2 separate regions of the Mus musculus genome follow, and region 2 is linked to region 1. The links are chromatin loops, found by intact Hi-C in ENCODE. Cell type or tissue: left cerebral cortex. All regions are shown on one strand. Each heading gives the region's core, and the rest is flanking DNA. Links, peaks and the distances in the headings are about the cores only.

Region 1 (2,914 bases), core at 204-2,703:
GGAGTGAGTTTGTTTCCTTTTCTGCATTTCTGGCTAATAAAGCTAGGACTTATTTACACGAAGGTCCTTAGGGGAAATCAGGGAATGCAGTCAATAGAAAGAACAGGAGTTAATGAAATCATAATTATATTTAGTTTAACTGTTTGCTTAGAAAAAGCAATGAGAGAATTGCAGTGAGAGAGGAGGGCACGGAGAGCTTGAGCCTGGGACAGGCGTGTAAGGAGTAGCCATGTAGGTGAGATACAGGGGAAGTGGGAATCCCAGGGAGAGTGGATGGAGGCACAGAAGGGGAGCAGCGGGAGGGCCTGGGAACCAGCCTAGAGGCTTCTGTGAGTTCTTTTGTTCTCATCAGTCAGACACTGTGAAAAGTGTGTCAGTTCACTGGGTTAGGACCTTGACTGCTGATGCTTGGATGTCTCACACTGCCGTTGTTTTGGAACTTTCGCTGGAGATTGTTGTAGTTGTGAGTTTTTAAGCCGGCTGTGGTAGGAACAGCACACCCAAGCTTGTGCTGTGTGCATGTTGTGTGCACTTCAAGAATTGTGTTAGGAGCTTCTAGGTAGCATGGTGTTAGGCAGTAAGGGTAGCTACCTCAGGGTATGTTGGGATTCAAGATTAGTGCACACAGGCTCCACCTATGCTTGGAGTTCAGAGCAGGGCTTGGAGGAAGTTGATTAAAACCACTGAGTTTTAAGCATTATTGAATGGTAAGGTTGATGCTGGGCTTGGGAGAGCCTTTGAGGTTGCACACGTGAGTTTGGCATATCTGTGTGTACCTGTTTATGTGTATGTTTAGTTTAATGTGCATGGAGAAGCCAGAAGTCAATGTTGGATGCCTTCTTCACTCTTTATTATTTATGTGTTTGTATCTATTTATTATGTGTGTGTGCATATGCATGCATGGGTGGGTACATGTGTGGATGTCAGAGAACAATATGAGAATCACTTCTCTCCTATAACATAGGACCTGAGGGCTAAACTCAGGTCATCAGGCTAGGCAGCAAGAGCTTTTACCTGCTGAGCCATCTTGTCTACCCTATTTTAGTTTTCTTTTTCTTTCTTTTTTTTTTTAACAACAGGTGCTCTCACTGAACATGCAGCTCATGACTTGACTGGGCTAGCTGGTGGTTCATCTCCATGGATCTGCCCTGTCCCAGCACAACACTGGCTATCCTACAGGCACACACCACCATGACTGACTTTGTATGGTGGTGCGAATCTGAACTCAGGTTCTCAGGCTTGCATAGCAAATACTTCATGGATCGAGCCATCTCCCTGGCCCAACAGGCGCTTCTGATGCGGCTTCACGTTGAGGATCGTGAAGCATTCTTGCTGGTTCGGCTGGACTCACATGCTAGTGGGCGTGTGAGGAGCAAGTGGGCGGGGACAGGTGGGCGGGGACACCGAGGTCCAGAGGATGAGTGGCACCTTCAGTGGGTGATGCTTGTGAATGAGGTGGGAGAGGGTGATGGATGAGCACCATTTAGGAAATGACGTGGTTGCACTGAGATGGGGAAGAGGCACTGGGTGGGGGTGGGGGATCACTCCAAGGCTTTCTGGCCTCTGCCTGCCAGAGCAGGGTGGGCAGCCACCAACCCACTCCTTGAGAATGTTCTCTAATGTTTTTATTTAGCACGGTGCAATCTTGTATATCTGAGATTTTAAGATGTAATAAAAATGCATGAACTTCAGTTTGCCAAAGCCGGGTGTGAGGTTGAGACTTTGTGTTTCTTCTCCCTGATTGGATCTTACCGAGGCCTCAGGATGGACTTCTGCTGGGTCAAAAAGTACAAGCTGAGTCCTTGCAGGGTCAAGCCTCACATTTTACAGGCAGGGAAACTGAGGTCGGGTCCCAGAATTCCTTGCTCTCCCACCCAGGCTCGGCGCCCGACCACGCCTCCCCACACTGTGCTTGAATTAGGAGAACATTCTTTCAGCAGATCTCCACGCCTCCGGTCTCTCTCGGCTTGAAACCATCCTACACACAGCTGCTGGGATAATCTTTCTAAAGCCATTTTTATCATGTCACTTCTCGGCACGATGTTTTCGGTTGCCTTTTGTCACATCCAGATTTCTCCTTTCTGGCTCTCGGGGCTTTCTGCAAAATGTCCTCTTTCCCGGGGTTCACGATGAGCTTTTATGGGAAGCTGCCCCATATTGTGTGATTCCCTACGTTCCTTGTCATTTCCTGCGGCTAGGCCTCTGCATCAGCCTTGTTACCCTCCCGGAAGGTTCTTTAACAACTCCTGTTACTTTTCTTCACCGACCCATGTTCATTCCTCACCTCGGAGCCCTTGCCTTATTTGAATTCACTGCTACAAATCCTTTCCTTCCCCCTTACTATTCCTTTGCCTTCTGGCCCTCTTTAGCAGCTTACAGTCTTACATAAAATATAATAACCCAGCAAACCTAGGGTCATGTGATTACCTAACTTGAGAAAACAAAAACGGGCAAACCGGAACAACAAAAGCACACATGCTCAGTGGCACAGCCCTGCGAAGTTGCTTTGGAAAATGGTTTCCGCTGGGTGCTGGAGATTGTGTGGTCACGCCATGGCCGTTTGTCTTACCAATGTTTTAAAGAAGGGTGCTTTGTGGTTGAGCTGCTCCCACGCTTCACTGGCTGGTAGCATAGTCCGTAAGTTCCCAGGAATGGCATTTTGCCACAGCGAATCCTTCCTCTGGATCCATGGGTGTGCCATCAGAATCGTATATCATTACCAGTAGCCAGTTCTTGGTGCTGAGTCACCTAAAATGGCCCACAGGCAGAGAAGGAGTTTGGAGTCACTCTGCTTTGCATATGAGCTCAGGTGGCTCTCCTTGAAAGGCCACGTGTCTTTCATTTTCTTCTTTTGGATTCATGAATTTAGCAGTGTTTGGGTGGTGTTGAATTGCCCAGCTCTCTGCATTGGAGT
Region 2 (2,914 bases), core at 246-2,745, 150 kb after region 1:
GGGCGTGGGAACTTTGGTTTCTGTATAAAATGCAGGACACAGTATAAACTATTGAGTTTTCTCCTGTTCTTCCTGCTTCGTAAGATTTGTGTGTAAGAAGATTAGAGCAAGGTATTAGTGGCAACTGATTGAGTGTATTTCCCTTTTAGTGTGACAGACCGTGCAACTGTTGGCAGCTATTTGGTTCTTACATCTGGGCTCTGAACGTGTTTGTTAGCAGTTTGTCTCAGCGTGGTCACACAGGTTGTGGGATAGCAGAGTGTGGGGCGCTAGGAGCAGGCTTTCCCTTGCCTCTGGGATTGGCTGCCTCAGGGTGTTTGTCTGCGTCCTTCAGAAGACAGCCTGTTCTGCCACCAAGAATGAAGACATTTTGGGAACAAATTCATCTCACAGAATGGCAAAAACATTCATTCCCCACAGGCCTTGATGACAACAACAAAGTGACAGGCTGTATGCAGACTAAGTATGCTGGGAGATTTGACTTTGGGCTATCTTTCATTCCAAAGTCACAGAAAGGTGATCGTGAAACATGTTCTTCAGGGAAGTTGAATAGAAAGAGCTTAATGATCTTGATGTGTGCGGCTGTGATTCTTGCTTCTTTGCCAGCTCAAGATGGCATTCTCGAAATACCTGAGCATATCTGTCTCCAAGGTTGCCTGACTACCAGTGAGAACTGCTACGCACACACCTTTCCTCAGCAGGGTGACGCTGGGGAGGTGGGAACCCAAGCCCCTAGTGTTTGCCAGTTTCCATGTTGCCAATTCTCCCACCATGGCCCATTCCCAGTTCTGCTGCAAAGGTCCTGGGAAGAGAATTGGGAGGGGCCTGTACTCTGATCAGTCCTTTGGGCAGGTAGAGACTTTTGACCGTCTTCTGTGCAGCCTTCCCTGGGTACTGACTGTGGTTAAACATGGTCTTCATGTGGTGTAAATTTCTTAGTGTATTTGGGCTGAATAGAATCTTGGATTAAAACCTAATGTTTGAAATAGGATCCCTAATTTTACAATATTCACATATGTTGGACAGATCTGGTTTTTATATGAAGAATATATATATATATGTGTGTGTGTATATATTATATATGTGTGTGTGTGTGTGTGTGTGTGTGTGTGTGTGTACAAGGAGCAGGGGGGTTGTTGAAACTAGACTGACTGCTGGCCAGCTTACAAATTTAGTTCAGAAAACAGAGGGGACACACATCTCTGTTGAAATGACAAGAAAGGGTGGTACTTTTACATCTACTGGGTTTCTCATGAGCCAAAGGTTTTTCAATATCTTGTAATTTCACAGAGAACACATATGGGGAAACCAATGTGTCAGTTTGTTCTTTTTCTATGGCCCGTCTGCAGGGGCATGACTCAAAGTGATTGGTGCCAGAGACAGGGCACTTGGTTTATACACATATGGTGGGAATACTGTTTCCTGGTGTGGCAGAGAAGAGACTGCATGGTGGCCCTGCAGTACCTTTGGTTTAGAGCTTTGGTACTACCTTTGGCTATTGCCTGTGAAGGAAAGACACTGCCCTCTTAAGATGATAGGACACAGACCCCACTTCCTGGCTTTCTCCTCTACATAGCTGTGGAACATTGTTCTGTAACTCACTCAGCATCTCACACTGCATTGGTCTGCGATGCTACAGTAACCTCGGGACATCCTTCCTGTCTGTGCGTGACTCTGACAAAGTGCAGGGCAGACTCATGTGGATGAGGGATGGTGATGCTGTTGTGGGGGAACCTGGGTAAATGTGGAGCTCCTGGACTACCATGCATGGTGCCAAATGATGCCATTTTAATATTATGGGTTGATGGTTTATTCTCTGAGAGGCCAAATGCTTCAAGTGAGCTCTTTTACCCAGTTACTGCAATTATTTATACTACCTTTTTTTTCCCTTTCAAAAAAGAATTGAGGTTGTGCAAATGGAATGCCATATGATATGATTCATAAACTAAGAATAACAGGCCCCGAGCTAAATGGAGAAAGTAAATGCTGCGAGCTGCGGAGATTTGCTTTCTCTGTCTCCTAACACTCAGTGCCGTCGTTGAGTGAGCAGAATGCTTGTTTTCTGTGCTCTCTCCCCCGGCCCACCAACCAAAGATAGAAGAGAAGCCTCTCGCGCATCAAAGGGCTTAATTTCATAAACCGAGAAGGGTTTATTACAAAATTGGTGGTGTTTCAAAACTACTGCCAGGATGTAAGTTTATAGATCAATAGTTTTAGGACTAAAATAGCTTTATTCAGTGTGTTTTTTCTTCACCTATAGGTCTCATTGTATCTTAGACGGCAGTTATTCACTAAAATAGAAAATGGTGCACCCCAGTAGAGATACAGCCAAGAATGAACTGTGCTTATTCCCAGCCCTTATGTATGGAGCCTGAGCTATCGACTCCCACAGACCTGGGTGCGCTTCGCTTCGGTTTCTCACTGGTGAGAGTGGTACATAGACAAGAGGCCATGAGGACTATGGCCAATGCTCTTGATTTTTCTCTGAGAGATTTCAGACTCACCCTGTAGTTTGAACAGTGTCCCTTAATAATATCTCACAAGTTCACCGGAGCACCCTGTAGAGGCCACCACAGCTCTCTGTGGCTGGGAGTAGTCAAATTAACTTCTTGAAGAGGCTCTCAACTTCTGACTACAGTCTCCTATTTGGGAACGTGAGGGATGATTCTTACCCTGTGTCATCCTTTCCAAGCCTGAGTGGCTGTATGCTAACCTTAGCACTGTGTGTTTGCCTAAAATCCCAGAATGCGCTCCAGATAATCAAGAGAAGAAGTGCCCCCCCCCCAATTCATGGTGCTCTAGAGTTTTTTATTTTATAAGCTCTTTAGGAAAAAAAAGGCATACAGGCAAGACGTTTGTTAGTGGTAATACTGTAGGTGGATGCTCTGAAATCTGGTCTGCGGTGGAGCACTGT

What was found. A loop is a pair of places that touch in the nucleus more often than their neighbours do. Peaks named below come from ENCODE experiments on the same cell type or tissue, not always from the same donor. Only the 100,000 strongest peaks of a DNase experiment are listed, where the experiment ranks them.
Region 2: it touches region 1 in a loop (7-fold over the local background); 4 of 42 quality-filtered maps call a loop at or near these places.

Annotation. Positions count from the first base shown.
Region 1 is chr8:14,111,502-14,114,415 of GRCm38, forward strand. The region is part of intron 1 of Dlgap2 (DLG associated protein 2); the gene reads left to right. Among named protein-coding and RNA genes, the nearest start is that of Dlgap2, 17 kb to the left of the region's middle. In left cerebral cortex, for the core only: no CTCF peak of the experiment used is centred there; DNase peaks (open chromatin) are centred at 1,436, 1,983 and 2,688; H3K27ac peaks cover 2,375 bases.
Region 2 is chr8:14,260,051-14,262,964 of GRCm38, forward strand. All of the region lies in intron 3 of Dlgap2 (DLG associated protein 2), which reads left to right. Among named protein-coding and RNA genes, the nearest start is that of Gm26184, 12 kb to the right of the region's middle. In left cerebral cortex, for the core only: no CTCF peak of the experiment used is centred there; DNase peaks (open chromatin) are centred at 253, 1,441, 1,992, 2,349 and 2 more places; H3K27ac peaks cover 2,170 bases.